Linked DNA regions of Mus musculus: regions 1 and 3 are each linked to region 2. A link is a loop called in an ENCODE intact Hi-C map of the cell type or tissue named here. Cell type or tissue: left cerebral cortex. All regions are shown on one strand. Links, peaks and the distances in the headings refer to the core of each region. The heading gives the core; the rest is flanking DNA. Region 1 overlaps Suds3 (suppressor of defective silencing 3 homolog (S. cerevisiae)). Region 2 holds the start of Gm13842 (predicted gene 13842). Region 3 has its middle 12 kb from the start of C330018A13Rik.

The links. Peaks named below come from ENCODE experiments on the same cell type or tissue, not always from the same donor. Only the 100,000 strongest peaks of a DNase experiment are listed, where the experiment ranks them.
Region 1: it touches region 2 in a loop (4-fold over the local background); 8 of 42 quality-filtered maps call a loop at or near these places.
Region 3: a loop joins it to region 2, with 3 times the contacts of the local background. A loop is called at or near these places in 12 of 42 quality-filtered maps.

The regions. Positions count from the first base shown.
Region 1 is chr5:117,092,784-117,099,733 of GRCm38, reverse strand. Suds3 (suppressor of defective silencing 3 homolog (S. cerevisiae)) reads left to right here. Exons shown (of 12, transcript NM_178622.5): 8 at 196-257; 9 at 412-433; 10 at 1,358-1,463; 11 at 4,740-4,824; 12 at 6,703-6,950. The coding sequence ends at 6,801. Among named protein-coding and RNA genes, the nearest start is that of Suds3, 20 kb to the left of the region's middle. In left cerebral cortex, for the core only: CTCF peaks have their summits at 2,857 (motif pointing right) and 5,118 (motif pointing left); DNase peaks (open chromatin) are centred at 2,852 and 5,109.
Region 2 is chr5:116,027,507-116,034,456 of GRCm38, reverse strand. It overlaps Gm13842 (predicted gene 13842), which reads left to right and starts at 5,216. Exons shown (of 2, transcript NR_165276.1): 1 at 5,216-5,479. In left cerebral cortex, for the core only: a CTCF peak has its summit at 3,111 (motif pointing left); a DNase peak (open chromatin) is centred at 3,094.
Region 3 is chr5:116,108,488-116,115,437 of GRCm38, reverse strand. No RefSeq gene overlaps it. Among named protein-coding and RNA genes, the nearest start is that of C330018A13Rik, 12 kb to the left of the region's middle. In left cerebral cortex, for the core only: no CTCF peak of the experiment used is centred there; a DNase peak (open chromatin) is centred at 3,554.

The DNA of each region.
Region 1 (6,950 bases), core at 960-5,959, 1.1 Mb before region 2:
GAGGGGTGCGTGGAGTTCTCGTCTGTGCCTGGTGACTTTTAGCATGAGAGTCAGTTTTTTAAAGAGGCAAGGTCTTACCTTGAAAACAGCCTTTCTGTAGCCCAGGCCTCCCCAGTCCCAAAGCACTGGGGTCCCTGGGTGCCTCTGTCTCCTTGGAAGCCATGCATTTCCCACGAGTTCTTTAACTCTCGGCACCTCAGCTGAACTACTTGCTAACAGACGAGCAGATCATGGAGGACCTGAGGACGCTGAACAAGGTAGGGTGGGACGCTTTTGCTGTACTTGAAAGGCTCACGTGTTTTGTGACGTAAGTTCCTGTCACCTGCTAAAGTCACCATGACATCTCTGATGCTTTATGTTGCTTCTAAGATGATTTTCTCTGAGACTTTCTTGTTGTTATTCTTCCTACAGCTTAAGTCACCCAAGAGACCAGGTGAGTGCCCGATGACACTGCCAGTCTTTGTACCCTGTCATTGGAAAAGTGGAGGTGGGGTTTCCAGGAGTGAATTATGCTGAGTCGTGAAAAGGGCAGGAATCATAAACATGTCTCTCCCGTGTTGTTTCTTTAAAGCCAGCTGTGCTGTTTGTCTTTTCCTTAGGACTTACTATAGAGGAGACCTTTGATTGGCTCTTGAAGGGTTCCCTTCTGAGTGGGTGTCGGGTGGGCCTTAGGTTCAGGACCGTTTTCAGTTCCAGTCATGCAACCATGGGGAACTTTGTCTGGAGCTCAGACCCTGCAGTGCTGACTGTGGTGCTCGGGTCCTAGGGAGGCCCAGGCTGTCCTCGTCCTCGTTAGGAGACAAGGCGTATGTAGCTGTCTGTGGTGCTCGGGTCCTAGGGAGGCCCAGGCTGTCCTCGTCCTCGTTAGGAGACAAGGCGTATGTACACCCTTGACACGTGCAAGAGGTTTTCAGTGAGCTGTGCTGATTTGGTATCCACATCAACAGTTAGTGTGGTGCTCTGGCAATGAGGGGTCACCACATTGTAAATGTGGATGCAGTCAGCACCAATGGCCCCTGTGAATAGCCACTGGCCCTGTGAATAGCCAGAGGCCCCTGTGAATAGCCACTGGCCCTGTGAATAGCCAGAGGCCCCTGTGAATAGCCACTGGCCCTGTGAATAGCCACTGGCCCTGTGAATAGCCACTGGCCCTGTGAATAGCCAGAGGCCCCTGTGGCTAGCCACTGCACCCAACCCAGGCAGCACAGTGACTTTGCTTCCATATACACCTCAAGGACTTGGCGGTCGGGATTGTGGCCGCACCGGTGCATCAGTCCCTGCGTGGCATTGCTGGGCCCCTTGCTCAGGCCCAGGCTCACTTGTCTGCTTGCCGTCTTGGCATCTCTAATTCCTCCAGCTTCCCCATCCTCTCCTGAACACTTGCCTGCCACACCTGCAGAGTCTCCAGCCCAGAGGTTTGAGGCTCGGATAGAAGATGGCAAACTGTACTATGATAAGAGATGGTAAGTTGTGGGGCGGGTGGACTGCTCACAGTGGCCTCTGAAGAGCGGTCTGGAGGGTTGGGGCCGGGCGAGCCTATGATGTCTCGGTGTTTTCTCAGCTTACCTCTCTGTATGTTAGTTTAATTTCTTTTGCTGGTGCTGGGACTGTGGCCCAGACTCGGAGTCTTGAATACTGAGTGCAGCTGGTAGCTGCTTGCCTCTGAGGTCACAGAGCAGTGTTTCTCCACATGTGTCCCCTGGGTCTTTCTGTACCTTGTTGCCATCTCCACACTAGGGTTTCAGGCTGTCCCCATCTAACCATGACAGGATATATGTCCTCCTCCACCCCCTCCTCTGTGTTAAAGGTGACAGGAGAGGAGGATTTTGTGCTCTAACCAGGCTGGAGGAGGCTCTGCTACCTGAGCCTGGTGGGCGCTCTTCTCAACGCTGCAGGGTCTCAGGGTAGATGCTTTTCACTTGACCCTTTTCTCAGACGTTCTTGTCACTTTCAAGGTATTCTAGGAAGTGTGGTTGGGAGATTATATCCTAAAACACTTAGATGAGCCGTCCTGGTTGCCTGGGACTGATTGGAAGCTCATACTTTTATCCATTCAACAAACACGGTTAGACATCCCAGTCCAACACTGTTCAATGTCTTGGGCAGGCAGGCACCGTACGTGGACATGGCTATGCCCTGACTTTCTCTTGGCTGTGTGGAAGGGGTGTGGGTCAGTAGAGAGCTTCTGTCGTTACTGTTTACAACAGCCTTGTGATAGCTCCTGTCTTAGTGTTTTCATTTAGCCAGAAGCTGACGACAGGCGGTGGCCCTGCGAATTGGTGGCAGTCACACGTTACCTGGCATGTCTAGTCGACTCTCACTGTCCATGCTGGAACCCAGCACCTCAGGGCCAAAACCATAGTGCTCAGTTCTCGGCATCAAACTGCAGCGTGCACATAAAAACGAATCCTGGGACTGCAGAGGGGCTGGGGCCGGAGCAAGCTGCCCCTCTGGCCTCCACAATTGCCGTGGCTTGTCCTCCCCCCACCCCACACTCCATCTTTCTTATATCAACTGCGGTACAGATGTTGTGTAAATATGCTCTGTTTAATAGTTAATCTGTTAATAGTTAATAGATTAATAATTTTAATCCCAGTATTGATGTCACTTTGACACATGAGGCTTATTTTCTGAGGCTTATGTTAATACAGATATTTTTTCCCTGTTGGCCAAATCTGGGATGTGGATCCTTCCATGCAGACTGTTCCATTGGAAGCATAGAGATCAAGTCGGGCCTGAACCTGTTTTAGTGTCTGTCAGCCTGCTGCAGTGACTGGTGGCTCTTTTCTGGTCTTCCTGTGGGTCAATGGGTGTTCCTGTCTTGGCCTTGCTTGTTGTTTGTTACTGGCACCACTAGGTGGCAGCCCCTAGCTGCCTAACACTAGAGGCAAAGTGAGAATTTTTTTTTTTTTTTAATGTTTGTAATAATGAAAACCAAATAACCTTTAAAGATCAGGCCCACATGTAAGAATGGCCTTTGGGAACGGCGAGATTTATGGCTAATGGTTCTATGGATCTGTGAGTTTTCCAGCCAGTGTGATATTTCAGGTGGCGTTCATTTCGTAACTGTGGCCTCCACTCTCCGTCTTCCTGGACTTGTTCCTAAATTATGAAATGTCTTGAGAAGGAAAATGTAGTAAAATTTTCCTTTCCTTTTCCTTTTCCTATTCCTCTTCCTCTTCCTCTTCCTTTTCCTTCCTCTCTCCCTCCCTTTTTTTAAAAAAGAGAAACCTGTAACCACTGGCATGCGGCCCTCTCAGCACGGGCTTCTGGTTTGAAGTGTCAGAACTCACCAGGTTCCTTGCATAAGCAGAAAAGGTCCGAAAGATGGTGTCTCCCAGACATTCGCCTCTTCGTTGAAATTTGAAGGTTTTTTTTTGTGCTGCTACCCACATTCCAGGATGTCGATTTCTTTCCTGGTCTAGTGATTTCCCTTTGACTCCAGAGTCAGTCCTATGGAGTTGACAGCTGGGCCTGCCCTGCCCCGTTCTTACTGCAGGGGGCTTGGGAAGCCCTGTCTGGAGGCCTCCCCTGCCTAGAACCAGCCTGTCCCCATCAGGCCCCGCTCTCTGCTGCTGTCCCTTTGTCCCTTGAGGGTTCCTCTGTCCTCCCTTCCACAGACACAGCCTTGGCTGACGGAGCTTCTGAGTCCTGATGTCTCCTCTAGAGGCACAAAGTGTCTTTCCTCGGGGCTTTAATGACGGCCCCAGGACCGTGCGGGTTAGGGCTCCATCTTGGCGTGATCTGACTGCATCCCACCTTCGCCTCCATCCCTGCTTTCCGTGTCATTTAGTTTGCGCTGTCAGTGTGCCTTATGCTTTGATGTAGACTAATGACCCCTCACAGAAGACACTCTGGAGAGAACTGGGATTTTAAAATAGCTAGCTAAAGGCAGTACAGTGTGTGTGTGTATGTATGCGTGCGTGCGCACGCATTTTCTCTCTTTCTTCCTCTCTCCCCCTCTCTCCCTCTCCTCTCCTTGCCCTGCCTTAAATCTGAAGTTGCAAATGTGACCAGAGACAAAGCCTCTCCTTGCTGACTAGGTTGTGCCTTCTTGCTGTCACCTGACTACAGGGCCTGTTTCCAGTGGCAGTGGGGTCCCTTGAGACTCTAGAGCTGTGGAGTGGGTCAGGTTTTGGAAAATGAAGTTAATTTTATTATGATAACATTAGGATTTTTGATAGTACGTAGAATTGAGTTGATTTTTCCCGCTCTGTGGGACTTTTCCCTCCTTTGGCCCTCCCTTGTGGTTCTGTGTTCCCTGTCTGTATTGTGTCCAATGCCCTGCTCAGAAGGGAGCTTTCTCTACCTTTCTGCGTAAAGACACGCGCTTATTGAAGCCGGGAAGATGTGCGGTCAGGAAGTGTGAGCGTGAGGACCTGGGTTTGCATCCCCAGCACCGAGTAAAAGGCCGGGCATGGTGGCACATGCACCATCATTGTGGTGATGGGGAAGCTGCGGCCGAGGCTCCCTGGGGCTCACCTGCCAGCAGTCTAGCAGGATCAGAGTTGTAGGTTAAGTGAGAGACCCTGTCTCAAACAAGGGAGAAAATGATTGACACCCAGTGTCAGGGTGGAAGCCTGCCTGTCTGCCTGTCTGTCTGTCTCCTTCTGAAGCCCGTGCTCTTCCTCGGTTGTGTGTTGCTGTGACTGTTGAAGTGATGGTTTCTGTCACTGTGGTGTTTGTTTTCCTGCCCCTCCCTCCGTCCTGATATTTTGTTTGTGTCCTGGTTTTGGCAGGTACCACAAGAGCCAGGCCATCTACCTGGAATCTAAGGACAACCAGAAGCTGAGCTGTGTGATCAGCTCAGTGGGAGCCAACGAGGTAGGCGTCCGATCTCTTCCCCGAGCACGAGAGCAAATGGCTCTGAGAAGTGTTGAAAGTATAACAGACTTGATAAAAAGCCTGACCGGGAAGTGCAGTGCGATCCTGTCTCCTGGGGTGGGGGATGGGGTGTCAGCACTATGTGGGGAAACCGTCAGCAGTACCCTTGAGCCTCTCTGCCTGCCTGAGCCGGGTCCTGCAGTTCTGTATGGGCCATGGTGCACTCTTGTGCAGTTACAGATTTGAGAGTCACTGAGCTGGAGCGAGCAAACTGCGAGTGAGCACTCTGGTGTCCTCTAGTGGCTGCAGGCTGACAGTGGCGTTTGTCTGGAGCTTACTCCACCTTCCTACATCCCAACATACTTGTCTGTGAGGACAGTGGGTCACTGGGCATGAGGCCCAGGCCCAGGGCATGCTCAGTAACTGGGTGCTGGTGTTGCTGGCCTGCCACTCCTGGCTGTTCTTCTAGTCTGACAGGACTGAGCTGCCAGGCAGGCATCCTCTCTGCACTTGGAGCGGCTCGTGTGCTACCTTAGGGACTGCCCTAGGGCTCCTGCTGGCCCTTCAAGAGGAGATGTCAGCAGTGTCGCACCCATACAATTATAAGTTTTAAAAAGTCTGAAACTTTCATAGCCGCATTGGCTTGATCTTTTATCAGTCACAAATGTCTGCAGAGGAATTGATTTTTATGCGTCTCTCCTCTGTTAGTGCACGGTAAATCTAATGAAACTGGATTATGAAATAACTTAAGCCCCCAGAATTCTCTCAGCTTCTGAAATCAAAAATGCTCTCAAATGTGGCCAGTTTGCAAAATGATAGTTTGCTTGGAAGTTGGAGATAGCCTCAGATGAAGGAGAGCCAGCCGTTCATTGTTTCCTAGGCTGCTTGTGAGAGTCGCCTCTAAGCCAGAGGCGTGCCGGGAGTCCACCAGAAAGACATGGTGCTCCCCACCAAGACATGGTGCTCCCTAGCCAAGAAGGCTTGCAATTGCATGGTGGGCTGCTCTGTGGAGCACACAGGCATCTCTGGGACCTAATGAAGACCTTCACATTCTGTCACAGAATGCCAGTGTAGTCCAGTGACCCAGTGTGGTGCCAAGGGCTCCCAAAGGGACCATGCCTCAGAGTCACAGTTCTGTGCCTGGTGATGAGGGGCAGCCTCAGTCCTTGGGAGTGTCCCAGCCCATGTTCAGACCCATTGCCGCATACTCTGGAGCTGCTTGGCCTTTGTGAGCACGTTTGGCTGGTGGGCCAGTGGGTGGGTGACCCCCTTAGGGTCAGTTTTCTATTTAAACAGTCTAGTAGGAGGCTTAGCCTCATGCTGGGTCTTCAGCCTGTTCTAGTTTAAGCTACACTCTGCTTACTCTTTTTGGGCACTCATTACTCACACTAGAAATGAGGGGAGACTGGGAGTAAACAGACAGCCTGACGCCTGAGAAGGGGAGGGGAGCCCTCTCTGCAGAGCCCTGTGAGGGCAGGCTTGCTGCAAACCTTGCCTTAGGCCATTTAATTTCTCAAGCCATGGAAAGCTAGGGAGGAGAGGTACTGTGAGTGGAGCACCTGAAGTGCCCCCCACAGGACTGTTGTGGGTGAAGTAGCTCATAGAACACCCCCACTGGGGCTGAAGGTTAAGTGAGGGAATTTCCTTGGGGCAAGGGAAATATTTTTAAATTGCTTTGAAAAACTCTTGCTCCAGATTGCATATATTTTGGGGGTTGAAAAATACCATCACCAAGTCCAGAGTCCTGATGGCTGAGGCAGAAGTGGAGCTGGCGCTATTAGAGGTGTGGGTGCTCCACAGCGGCCCTCCACACGACACGGCCACACCCACGCCGTGCGGAGTCCGTATCACTCACCCTCTCTGGTCTTGTCCCCATAGATCTGGGTGAGGAAGACCAGCGACAGCACCAAGATGCGGATCTACGTGGGCCAGCTGCAGCGTGGGCTCTTCGTGATCCGCCGGCGGTCAGCGGCTTGACTTTCTACGAGCTTCCTCCTCCCTTGACCCCTTCTCTGGAGTGGTTTTTATTTTTGTTTTGTTTTCTTCTTAATAGAAAATTCTTAACTTACCGGGACTAGCTCCTTGGCCTGGGACATGGGGAGCACTGTGGAGTCTTCAGGGCGCTC
Region 2 (6,950 bases), core at 1,189-6,188:
AATACCAGTTAAGAGTCACAAGGAAGTACAAAGTCACAAGTGTCAGGTTATCTCTCAAGACAGTTTCTAAGAGCCCCTAGCAATAGCACCTTTGCATAGTGGGTTCCAGCAATGGTCAGGGTGGGTCAGGGTGACTTTCTTTGAATGAACACTCTTTGAACCCAGGAAGCGGGTGGGTGGAGGAAGGAATGTCACTATCTGTTTTATGATTAGGATACCTTGGAGGATTGAGTTTACTACTCTTTCACAGCTTGGGTCAAGTTGACATAGAACTAGCCAGCACAGTTGATCCCCTTGACAACTTGACACATGGCACTTTTTTTTTTTTTTTTTTTTTTTTTTTTTTGGGTTTTCGAGACAGGGTTTCTCTTTATAGCCCTGGCTGTCCTGGAACTCACTTTGTAGACCAGGCTGGCCTTGAGCTCAGAAATACACCTGTCTCTGCCTCCAGTGCTGGGATTAAAGGCATGCGCCACCACGCCTGGCTCATGTGGCACTTCTAAAGACAAAATCTCCCCCCCCCCTTTTTTTTCAGAGAGAGAAGTTGTGTAATCCCCAAGACCTCATATTTTAAAATATCATAAAGATCAAACATATCACAAATGTAGAAGTCCCACAAGTCTTTACCAATCCAAACATTTTAAAAGTTCAGTCTCTTAAGAATCTAGAGTCTCTTGTAAAATCCAAAACTTCTTTTAAAAGTTAAAAGTCCTTCAACTGCGGGGACTCCTATAACATCAAAAATAAGCTAAATGCTTTTTTTACATCAAGAGCTCATGATGTAAGAATGACGGCGCAGTCCCAATCCAAACAATGCAAAAACCAAACTCCAAAAGTGTAAAGAACTCAGTATCCAATTATCTGGGATCCACTCACTGTCCTTTAGACTCCTCTCAGGGGCGTCTGAGTTACTTCTCCAGCTCTGCGGTCTACAGCACACTCGGCTTGTCTTTTAGGTTTATGTCAGCTGCATCCTCCACACATACCTCTGCTCTTGATAGCTGTCCCATGGTACCGGCATCTCCAAAATCCTGGGGTCTTCTGTAAATGGGCTGCACCCCCACCAACAGCCTCTCCTGGGCTCTCTTCAGGGTCCCCAGGCCTGCCACACAGTGCCAAGCCTCAGTTGCTCTCCATGACCCCGTCATGCCTTCAAAACCAGGACCACCTGGGTGACTCTTCTCAAGTTCTGCTGCCAGTGTGAGCTACAACCTGGGCCACCTCTGGAACACAGCTTCTGGGTGCCGACCCTGAGGAAACCCTCTGCAGAAGACTGCACCTCAGCAAGGCTGGTCTCTTCCTGACCACCGCCAATCTCTCAGCTGTAGCTGATCAGCATCAGTTGCCCCAGGAACCTAAAGTTTTCACTTCAAAGGTGCTGGTACCTTGTTAATCACAGGTGGACCTTCAACCCCAGCTAACCAGAACCACACTTTCTCAATTCAAAATATCAAGCAGCCCCGACAGAGTCTTTAAACTCCCCCCAGAAACTTCACAAGCCAGGCCTCATCTGCACTGTTTTCAGCATTCTTATCTTCCAGGATCCCGCAGGACATCACACAGAGCTCTCAACACTCAGTGGTTTTTCTAGCCCAAAGTTCCAAAGTCCTTTCACAATCTTCCCCCCAAAAGTGGCCAGGCCTGTCACAGAAATGCCTCACTGTACTGGCTGGTTTTGTATATCAACTTGACCAAAGCTGGCATTATCACAGAGAAAGGAGCTTCAGGTGAGGAAATGCCTCCAGGAGATCCAGCTGTAAGACATTTTCTCAATTAGTGATCAAGGGTGGGGAAGGCCCATTGTGGGTGGTGCCATCCCTAGGCTGGTGGTCCTGGGTTCTATAAGAAAGCAGGCTGAGCAAGCCAGAGGAAGCAAGCCAGTAAGTAACATCCCTCCATGGCCTCTGCATCAGTTCCTGCTTCCTGCCCTGCTTGAGTCCCAGTCCTGACATCCTTGGTGATGAACAGCAGTATGGAAGTGTAAGCTGAATAAACCCTTTCCTCCCCAACTTGCTTCTTGGTCATGATGTTTGTGCAGGAATAGAAACCCTGACCAAGACACTCACTATCCTGGTATAACCTCTGTATCAGTTAGGGTCACTACTGCTGTGATAAAACACCATGACCAAAGCAGCTTGGGGAGGAAAGGGTTAACTTGGCCTACACTTCCACATCGATGTTCATCACTGGACAAAGTCATGACAAGAACTCAAACAGGGCAGGAACCTGGAGGCAGGAGCTGATGCAGAGGCCATGGAGGGGTGCTGCTTATTGGCTTGCTCCCCCATGGCTTGCTCAGCCTTTCTTATAGAACCCGGGACCACCAGCCCAGGGATGACCTCAACCACCATGAATGAGCTGGGTCCTCCCCCATCAGTCATTAATTTTAAAAATGCCCTACAGGCCTGCCTATAGCCCAATCTGATAAATTTTCTCAATTAGGGTTCTCTCTTCTCAGATGACTCTACCCTGTGTCAAGCTCATGTAAATTTAACCAGCACACCACATAAGGGTAGAAAGAGAGAATTAACTCCTGAATGTCTTGCTGTGAGTTCCATGACACAGGCACGCGCATGCGCGCGCACACACACACACACACACACACACACACAATAGGTAATAATAGGTAAATAAATACAAGGAATGCTAGATACACTCTATGTAATTATCATTTGGTGTTGGTTTTCCCAGGCATAGAAGAAGCTCTCTGGGCTAGGATTCACATCCTGCCTGTTGACCTCTGATTCCTAGAGGACTCGGGACTTTGGGCGGAGAGAGAGGTTCATGAGCAGTCATTAAAAGGATAAAGGATGAGCAAGCGGTGAGGGAGAGAAGTGGGAATGGAAGAAAACTGGGATCGAGGAATTCTCCGCCATCCTGTCATTGTTAAGCAGGAGAAAACCTTGACTCTTAAGCCAAGCCGAAGCAAAATCAAGGTATTAGCTAGAAATTCTTTCCCAAACACACTCATTTTCTCGTTATCGCTTATCACGGTGATTCGGCAAAAGGAGGGGAAATGAAAATGCGTCTCTTCAAAAGCTATTTCAAGATAAAGAGCCCATAAAACTCCCGTCCCGGCGGCCTTTCCCAAGCCTCTTTTGAGTTTAGGGTGCCCTCTAGCGGCAGCCACAGAGAATGGCACTCTAGGGTGTTGCTCTGCATCATTCCCTGGCCTCTCAGGACCGGTTTTCGTAAAGACGTCTAGAAGCAAACTGGAAGGAATTGTCGGGGGAGGGGGGGGTGGGTGGTGATGTAACCAACATCTATCTCTTCTCCTAAGGACTCAAAACCCTGTCATGATTCAACCAAAGATCACTCAGGGAACCAATGAAACTTTGGGGTTTCCTTACGGAGCATAGGTGAGGGGTGCCTACAGGGGTGTGGGTGCTCCTCCCCATTCCACCGGCCTCACCTGGACTGCCTTTACCCAGCATGGATAAGAGCATCTGGGAATATAGATTTCCCCTCCCTAATCCATCCTATATGCATGAGCCCAGGCGCGCGCGCACACAGACAAACACAAACACATATATATGCACACACACAGTTCCTCCCCCAGGTCATGTGTGTTGAAGCTGGGCTGCCTATCGCAGGGAGCAGCGGGGTACTAGAGCAAGAATCCCGAGCCCTCCCCGCCCACAACAAGCCCAGCGGGGATGATCTTCTGGGGGCGGGGGAGGAGGGGCGTGGCTCCTCTGAGATTGGGGTTGATTCTCAGAGGGCATTCACTCAAACCAAAAGGTAAGGAAAAGAAGCAACAGGCGTCCGGGAATGTGGGTGGGTGGTACAATACATGTTTACACGTGCCGTTGAACTCCCCTCCAAACCTAAAATGCTAATCGGCCCCGGGATGTTTTTGCTGGGAACTGGCTCAGCTGCTTCAGATACTACAGCATCGAACCTGTGAAGGGACTAGCTGAGAGAGAGTAAGTCTCCTTTACTCACACGGGGTCCGGAGTAAAATTCACTGACACTTTTGAAGGAGACTTTTGGCCAGTCGCCGGTCTACCTTACTGATTTGTCTCCGGCCTGGAATGTCACAGGGTGGAGCATAGACACAGCTGCTCCACCAAAATACCCAGCCTAGATAAAATAATCCATCCAGTATTGTGGAAGACTGGCTACAGAGCAGAGGTGATGGTGAAGTCCGGAAGAAGATCTGAGCCCAATGCACATAGAAGCCAGGTGTGGCTGTACAAGAGCTGTTGCTGGCAAGGGCAGAGGGGATGCTTGGGGCTTGCTGGCTGCCAGTCTGGTCCAGGCTCCCTGTCTCCAGGGAATAAAGCAGAGAGTGATGGAGCAGGATGCCTGATGACTTCTCTGGCCTCCACGGGGACAGGAACATGCACCCACATCTGCACCCACGTCTGCACCCACGTACACAGGCACATACAACACACACATTTCCAAACAGTTGACTCCCAGGCTGGAGAGATGGCTCCGTAGTTAGGAGCACTGACTGCTCTTCCGAAGGTCCTGAGTTCAAATCCCAGCAACCACATGGTAGCTCACAACCATCTGTAATGAGATCTGATGCCCTCTTCTGGGGGTGTCTGAAGACAGCTACAGTGTACTTACATAAAATAAATAAATCTTTAAAAAAAAAAAAAACAATGATAATAATTGACTCCCTTGTTCTTCAGTCTCCATATTCAACAGTGTTTGTTTTGTATCCTTCTGGAACGTTCCAACCTCAAGACTGATGATGCTCAGAAAAATGCCAACAACTAGTGTGTTCTAGGTTGATGACTGTTCACAGTGTTGTGTCGGGACTGCATTGGTGACTGGATAGCTGGCCTGGAGCTAAGGGAGTCTCGACAGGTTGGATATGGCTTGAATGGGATCTGGACAGTGAGCACAGGAAGGCTTTTATGGGGGAGGGGAGGTTCAAGAGGAACACTTCGATGGATTACTAGGGACTAGGGCATGCATTAGAAGTTATCAACACCATGGACAGAGAGATTAGCAACCACATGGTGGGGCCTGAGAGGAGAGTCCCATCCCCAGCAGCAGAGACAGACAAACGGCGTGGCGTGGACACATGGCAGACTTGTAGGCTCTCCCTATGGCTTTCTGAGATGGAGGGGAGGCGTCACCGCACAAACCTGCAGCCAAGCTCAAATCAGGGAGGGGTGGGGGAGCCTGGGGAGAAGAGGCAGGAAGTGTGCTTACCAATGCCCTCTTTGATATAAGCTCACTACCCCTGTGAGAGAAAGAACCCAGCAACAGGAAGTCTGTTAGCCAGGGACTCACAGATAATGCCTCTGTGGCGTGCCAGTGGGTATCCGTGAGAGGGGAAGGCTGCTGGGTTCTGATATTACATCCTCATAAGTACTATGGGAAAACTCTTTAAAAGCTCATGGTTTGTGGTCTATGCTGGTTTTTGTAATTGTGTCGTCGTGGCAACCATTTGCAAAGCATCCCAAGTACTTCTGCCGCTCTGAAGCCCCACCCGGATTCTCCCTGACTTTATGGGAAGGTAACTTTTCATCCCAATGGCTACTTGAAGTTAGGAAAATGGGCCTGTGCCTCCTCTCAGAGAGACAAATACGGCTCAGGGGAAGACCTCCCTCACTGTGTGGAGCCTGGTTGTTCTGCTCAGAGCAACAGCTGAAGGAGACCCAGATCTTAGGAAGTGAGCTGAGACATTAGAAACAAAGAAACAAACAAGCCTCAAGTATCTTTAGGCAACTACTTTTTTAGGTTTTAAAAGATTTTATGGAGAGTGTATGTGAATTGTGTGTCAATGTGTATGCATGTGTGTATATGTCTGTGTGTATATAACTGTGTGTGAGAGTACGGGTATGAGATCTGTATGAGTATGTGTGTATATCTGTGTGTATGTCAGTGTGTGTGATATGTGTGTGTATAAATTGTGTGTGTGAGTCTGTGAGTGTATGTATATGTGTGTGTATATGTCTCTGTGTGAGTTTGTATGTATGTATGTATCAGTGTGTGAGAGAGTGTATGTGTCTGTGTGTGAGTGTGTGTGTGTACATGTATGTATGTGTCAGTGTGTGTGAGTGTGTATGCTCACATATGCAGGCACACTTGCAGGTTCCCAAGGAGGCCAGAAGAGAATGTTCAGCCCCCCTGCACTGGACTTACAGGTAATTTTGAACAACCCTACACAGGTGCTTGGGAACTGAACTCAGGTCCTCTGGAAGAGCAGCTGTGCTCTTAACCCCTGGGCCGTCTCTCCTGACCCAGACATCTTTTTCCCTCTCTTCATCAGAAGTGACCACAGTAAAACAGGGAGCCACTGAAACCCCCACTCCCTCCCTACCTCAGGGCACACCAGACAAGTGTTTCTACCGTCCACTCCATGACCAGATGTTCACAAAATGGATGCTCACAGGATGCTCTCTCCACGGTGAGGTGGCTCTTAGTGCTCTCCGCCCCACTGAAGGGAAAGGTTACTATGTGTGTCTCTGATTCAGGCATAGGAAATCAACTCATTGCTCTTTGCTGAAGCTGCAAACTCCAACACACTGCCTCATTCTGCTTTGTACCAGACAGTGCTGGCAGAGCTTTATTCTACCTGAGATCCCCTATGTGGCTGGTTACCTCTGCTTAGCTCACATGCTTCTGACCTTCTCTGTGTTCCCAGGAGAATCCATAGTGCCTCTACTTATTTCCCAGAATCCTCTCTTTCAGCCAGGGTCCCATCTCCTATTTCCTGCCTCAGCTCATTGGCCATAGGTTTTGTTTTGTTTTGTTTTTTTTATTGACAGATATTGCTTATACGAGGTTCTCTCTACAATCTTCACAATATTCTGATGATTAAAATGTCTCTTTAAAAATACAGAGTGAGGTGCTGGAGAGATGGTTCAGCAGTTAAGAGCACTGACTTGGGGCTGGAGAGATGGCTCTGTGGTTAAGAACACTGACTGCTCTTCTAGAGGTCCTGAGTTCAATTCCCAGCAACCACATGGTGGCTCACAACCATC
Region 3 (6,950 bases), core at 752-5,751, 81 kb before region 2:
GGGAGGGCAGGTGGGCCAACTGCAGACCAAGTTCAGGCCTGGCAGCTCACTTAGTACTTTCAACTTCTTGAAGCTTTGGTTGGTGAAATGCCATAAGCCCGTTTCTCCCAAGCACTTAATTCCAACGGGGGTTTCAGTATTTGGCAAGAAAGAAGCTGAATTCAATTAAGCCGTAAAGAGGCACCGCTGAGCGCCTGGCAGCTGGAGCAGTGGGAAGGTGGCCAAAGGGACAAACCCAGCCATATCTCAGACCCCGAGGTGGAGATGCTCAATGGGAAGTGACTGAAAATGAGGAGGGACCTCCAGAACCCAACTGTCACCAACCAAACATATACGTAAGGGTCTGACAGGGACATCAAGCAAAAAAGACACATAAATGGCCCTTCTTCCAACTCTGCTGACAGAAGCAAACCCATCCCTTCTTAGGCTATATGAACATTGACTCAGGAAGGGTTTTATCATCAAGCTACTGGGTTGTCCTAATCAAAATGACTGATACACATATATACATATACACATACACACATACACATATACATGTATACATGCATGCCAATGTAGGAATGAGCAAGAAAACATAGATCCTGCAAAGTCAGGATGTAAACTAGTATAAGCCGCTTCAGAAAACAGCGTGGACACTCCTCAAGAAACCAAAAATCGGGCTAGAGAGATGGCTCAGCGGTTAAAAGCACTTACTGCTCTTCCAAAGGTCCTGAGTTCAAATCCCAGCAATCACATGGTGGCTCACAACCATCTGTAATGAGATCTAATGCCCTCTTCAGGGGTGTCTGAAGACAACTACAATGTACTTACATATAATAAATAAATAAATAAATACTTTTAAAAAGTGTCATGCATATTAAGTACAAACTCTTAAGACCAGAAAAGGACAGTGGTGGGAGCCAGAATGTAGAAAAGGAGACACAGGCAGTTAGAACATGATTTACTCACTGACATAGGCTGACAGGGAGGCTGACACATAGGTAACCAGGTAGATGCTGGGCCTCGTGTGTGTGTGTGTGTGTGTGTGTGTGTGTGTGTGTGTGTGTGTGCAATACACAAGCTGTAAAGGTTGCACACCCACCCACCCACCTCCTACCTCAGGACCATATTATATAAAACCCAGACAACAGTGGAATTGGGGCAGAAACAGCTATCTAACAAACTCATCACTCACTGCTCTGGGGCTCCCTGGACATCTGGTGCTAGCCTTCAGGGTCTCGCTATGGCTCTCCAGACGTCTGGTGCCCCCCATGTTTTAGCAGACTCGGTGCATAGTCATATTGGCGCCGCGTCATCTAGACATAAGCTGACCTTTTGCTTCCACCAATCACATCGCCCGAGACACATCCAAATGAAACACCATCTGCATGTCAAAGCCACATCTGCGGCTTCATGCTTACAGCGGTGTGGTTCACCGGTAGCTGAGATATGACATCAACCTGTGTCCCTCAACAGACAAATAGCTCAAGAAGAGGTGATACCTAGTGGAATATGATCTGTCTGTAAAGGGTTGTAATCCTGGCGTGTCAGGAACACGCATGAGCCAAGGCACAGAAAGACAAAACCTGCTTGATCCTGATCATCGACGGACCCTAGAAATACCATCAGAGAAGCTCAAGGAAGAACGGCGGTTTTCAGCAGCTGGGCAGTGAGCAGAGAGGGGAGGCAGGAGAAGACTTCGGCTAATAAACACAACCTGCAGGCAAGATGGAGACAGGAAAGCCTGGCGCTCCGTTGCACACGGCTGGAGTTAGCTATGAGACGCCTGTGACAGATGACATCTCCAACTCCAGCACTCAGGAAGCAGAGGCAGAAGGATCAAAACCTCAAAACCACCCTTAGCTACCTAGTGAGTTTAAGGCCAGCCTGAGCTAGCTGAGATGCTGCTTCAAACAAAAAAAGTGGGCCGGGGAGATAGCTCGGTTACGAAAGTGTTTTCTCCACAAGACGGAAAGCGGCTCACACTACAGCAAGTGGGGAAAAAACAACAACAACAAAAATTACAATTACATCCAAGTGGGAAGGGGACCACCTGGACGAGAAGGGGACCTTGAAAACTGCCTACCGGAAACAGGAGAAATGGCTGCATCTCGCCACGCCCACCTCCCACTGAGTCACTCAGAAGCTCCGTTTCATTTTGTTTTTGTTTTTGTTGTTTTGTAGATAGATAGATAGATATTTTATTTACATTTCAAATGTTATCTCCTTTCCTGGTTTACCCTCTGAAAATCCCCTATCCTCTCCCACCTTCCTCCTGCTTACCAACCCACCCACTCCCCCTTCCTGGCCCTGGCATTCCCCTAGACTGGGTCATAGAACCTTCACAGGACCAAGGGACTCTTCTCCCATTGATGACTAAATAGGCCATCCTCTGCTACATACGCAGCTGGAGCCATGAGTCCCGCTGTGTGTTTTCTTCGGTTGGTGGTGTATTCCCAGGGGTCTCTGGGGGTACTGGTTGCTAGTTCCTATTGTTCCTCCTGTGATCCATTTCATTTTCTCTACCATCAATGACATCACCTGAGAGCACCTGACTCATCTGATCCAGTCATCGAAGCCAGGAGGAAGATCTGTGCTGAATTTTCCACCTTCCCCCCCCCCATGCCCCCGTCAACACCCCCCTCACGTTCCCAGGACCCAACACCAAGCAGGAAACATTTCATAGATGCTGTCTGATGGCTCTGTCTCACTGGGAAGGCAGAACTGTTTGTTTCCTTATCGACCCGTCTAGACAGGTAGACAGACAGACAGACAGACAGACAGACCGACCGACAACAGCCCAACATAGGATTTTGCTTTTTTTTTTCCAAGATAGGGTTTCCCTATGTAGCCCTGGCCGTCCTGGAACCCCCCCCCCCCTCTCTAGACCAGGCTGGCCGCAAATTCACAGAGGCCTGCCTGACCCATCCTCCTGAATGCTGGGATTAAAGGCATGCCTCACTGCCACCGCCACCACCTGGTTCCTTACCTATAACCTTAAGTGTGCACACGTATCTATGAGTTTTGTCACAAGAAAAAAATACCAAAGAAGAGAGACAAAGGGTGATTCATGCCACCACCATCACCACTACCTCCACCAACACTAATGGGATTTTTGGTCGTTCCTTCTGTCCCCTGGAAAGCCTCAAGGCCACAGGACACCATCAGAAACCACTAGTAAAAACTCAAAGCGCTGCTCTCCCTCAGTGAGGCCTCCCAAGGCCACCGTCCTCCAGCTCACTGTGTCTCCATGCCAGAAGAGCTTGCTGACACCCGCATAGACTCAAGCTCCCAGAATAACCTGCCCACCCCTCCAGCTGCATCTGGGAGACTTCTCCAGAGAGAAGTCATCGATCAGTATCTACGGTGGTCCTCCACCTTCATTTCCTCCTTGCCCCAGTCCTGGGAACTGTGGGCCTTATCTTCAAACATCACAGGTGGCTAATGCCAGAGAAGGATGCCAGGCTGTGGCTATAGCAAAGCAGGATGAAGCCAAGTAGCGTACTCAGAAACCCATCTGCAATCTGGGCATTAGCACCGAGCTCTTAAGCCCGGCATTACTAAACCAAAGATGAATCACCCTGGAGCCGGAATCCCTATGAGGCTACTCAGGCAAAAAGTACCAATGATTTTAAATCATTCAAGATCCTGCCGTGAGCTAGCACATAATTGACTATATAGTAAATACATTTTGCTTCATGATGAGCTATGTGGAGAAAAGTATGTGAATGAGTCTATAATACATAAAATCATACAGGTTATTAAGCCATATAATGGGTGGGTACAGATAAAAGCCAGATGATATGTAGGTGTCTGTCATGAATTGTTTTGTGATATAAAACTGGGCTCTGATATTTCATCCCACCTTTTAGGCTGAAGGAGGAGTTGCAAATAAATTCTCATCATGGGGGTGCAAATAAATGCTCACCAGGGGTGCAAACAGATTTTTGATCCAACAGAGCACGGCTCAGGTGCTCCCTGGATGAAGGTTGGGTTCCTTACAGGGGATCTGAGGAGGAAGGAGGGGAGGAGCTGTATTTGGTTCTGGGAGAGCCATTTTTAGAAGGCTTTGAATTGAGCAAAAGGGGAGAAACTGCCAGTCCGGAAAAGCTTCCACCGAGAGCAGAAGTGTGGGTCACTAGAGGATACTTCTAAGGCTGGGAGGTGTCACACAGGTAAATAGCACCTACTGCTCTCCAAGGGTTGGCTCCCAACACCTGTGTCAGGCAATTCATAGCCACCTGTAACTCCAGCTCGAGGGTATTGGATGCCCTCTTCTGGACCCTGCAGGCACACACACACTTGTACACACAAACTTACATACACACAGATATACACACACCCACATACACACATATACACACACATACACAAATACATATACACATATACACACATACACTCATATACACAGAGGAAAGAAAACAAAGAAACAACTGAAGAAACAACATAGCTCTTATATCTACAGCCATCCCACCCTAAACACACTCAGTCTTGTCTCATCCCAGAAACTAAGCAGAATCAGCCCTGGTTAGTACTTGGATGGGAGACTGTGTGACTAGGTACAAAGGATTCTCCTCTCTCTGGAACAAATGGACTATGAAGGGAGGAGAGGGATTCAAAGACAGGGGAAGTGGTTAGTCCTACAGCATAGAGGTAGGAGAAGAAGGTCCCTGCTTCAGGATGACCAATAAGTGTGACATATAAATTCTGACATATGTGAAGTATAAAATTAAGAATGTATACTTTCCAAATATGTTCACATATTCACCATCGGGCTTTCAGTGGATGGCTGGATGGTTAAATACTTATGAACAGGAGCCCCAAAGAAGTCCTCATGGACACCCCCACCCCTGGCCCCAACCACCTGAGGATGACCTGGTTGAAGACTGGAAATCTTGGAAAAGCTCTCACACAGTGGTAATCCAGTCATTGCAGGCACAATGAAGAGTCCCAGACACCTGGTCAAAAGGGAGGAACGTGACAGAAAGCAGCAACTATCAAAGGTCTGTATCCAGAACCAGAAAAGCAATGGTGAACACAACAGACATGATCTGGGTAAGGGAGAGATGGCTCAGTGGATAAGAGCACTGGCTGCTCTTGCAGAGGACCTGGGTTTGATTCCCAGCATCCACATAATGGCTCATCACCGTCTCTAACTCCAGTTCCAGGGGAGTACAGGACTCTCCTGTCTTCCAAGGGTCCTGCATGTGCATGGTGCAGAGACAGACAGACATGCAGATAAGATACATACTCATAGAATAAAACTAAAAGAATCTTTAAAAAAAATTAAGACAGACGTGATTTAAAACTCACAGACACAACAAATACTCATGATACTGGTGGGATTCGACGGATGGAAAAGTCTAACGAGCGTTTTGGCAAGTTCTTTCTATAAGGAGCCAGATACACAATTGAGAGTTTGCAAGTCATTTTATCTCTGTCGCAGCCCCTTGACTCAATCATTTTAGTGCATCATAATAATAATAATAATAAATCATGGACAAAGCACAAAAGAACAGGCATTGTGTATTCCAGTAGAGCCTGATTTAACATTTGCATTTCATACATTTCCAGGGCTACTTAAAAATTCAAAAACAATTCTTGGTTCACCCGGATCATAGAAAAACAGGTGAGGACCAGATTTAGATCATGAGGTGTAGTTTGGCTACTCGGGCTAAAGGTTAAGCCTAAAACATAAATAATAATTAAAAATAGCTTATGATCTTGAGCATTGCTAAGTATTTGGTGTTATGCTAAGTGTCTTTCTCTCTGGTAATATTACAGGTGTAAATCAGCCAGCCCTCTAATGCACTGGTCTCAAAAGAGAGAAAAGTAAGGGGCATTTGGCTACTTTTCCCAGAAAGGACTGCAACTAAGGGCGTGGTCACCCTTAGTGAGTACCGTCCATTACATCCATCTCTTTTAAAAGAAAATGCTACGGGAGCTGGAGATGGCTCTGTCTGTAAGACATTTGCCTTGCAAGCAGGAGAGTCTGGGTTGGACTTAGAACACTTAGAACTAGACACGGTAACACATGTCCATAACCCCGACGCTGGGGAGGCAGAGGCAGAGCTCTAGGCTATTCCTTAAGTTCCAGACCAGAGAAAGACTCTCTCAAAAAGTTGAACGGACCCTGAAGAACTATATTGGAGATTGTCTTCTGGTGCCTGCACACACATACATGAACACACACACACACACACACACACACACACACACACACTAATAGTAATATATATAACAACAATAGCATCTTTAAAAGCTTCCCTGGCCGCCTTGTCTCAAACTCACCAGTACAGAGCAGGAAGGGATCATCCAATCCTAGCTTGCCACTGGATAGAAGGAAGAGCATCAGCGGGAGTTTGTAAAAATACACTCAAAACAAAACCCACGGCCCATCGCCTCTCTTGACCCCACTGTCCACCACTTCCCCTGACCGCCAAAGGCTTCAGATCGCAAATCAGCGAAAGGGACCATGAGAAACCAGGAGCGCATCCTTCTCAATGAGGCAACCCGTGGCCAAGAGAAGAGGCAAGTTTAACAGACTTCTGGGCAAGGCACCCAGCGGGGCTGTTTATTGATGGAAAATGTAAGGGCTCTTTGGGGACCTCTGAAGATTTTGGCAAGCCCCAGTCCCAATAGCCGCTCAGTGTTGAGAGGATTTGTGGGGCTCTGGAAGCCAAGCTGCTGAAGTGTCAGCTCCCGCGAGACTTGAGAGACTTGTGAGACTTGCGGGAAAGGTAGCCCAAGATAGTCTCCATACAAGCAGGGGGAATAGAGAGAGCTACCATTCATTTGGGAAACACCTTTCCCTGTGTTATAGCTTAGATCTAGAATGTTCCCCAAAAGGTTCAGAGAGCCCTTCATTGCCAGATGGTGGTGAAACTCTACGCGAAGCCTCGTTGGATGATATAATCAATGAGGTATGTGTTGAAATGATATATTGGTGCCCCGCCCCTTTCTCT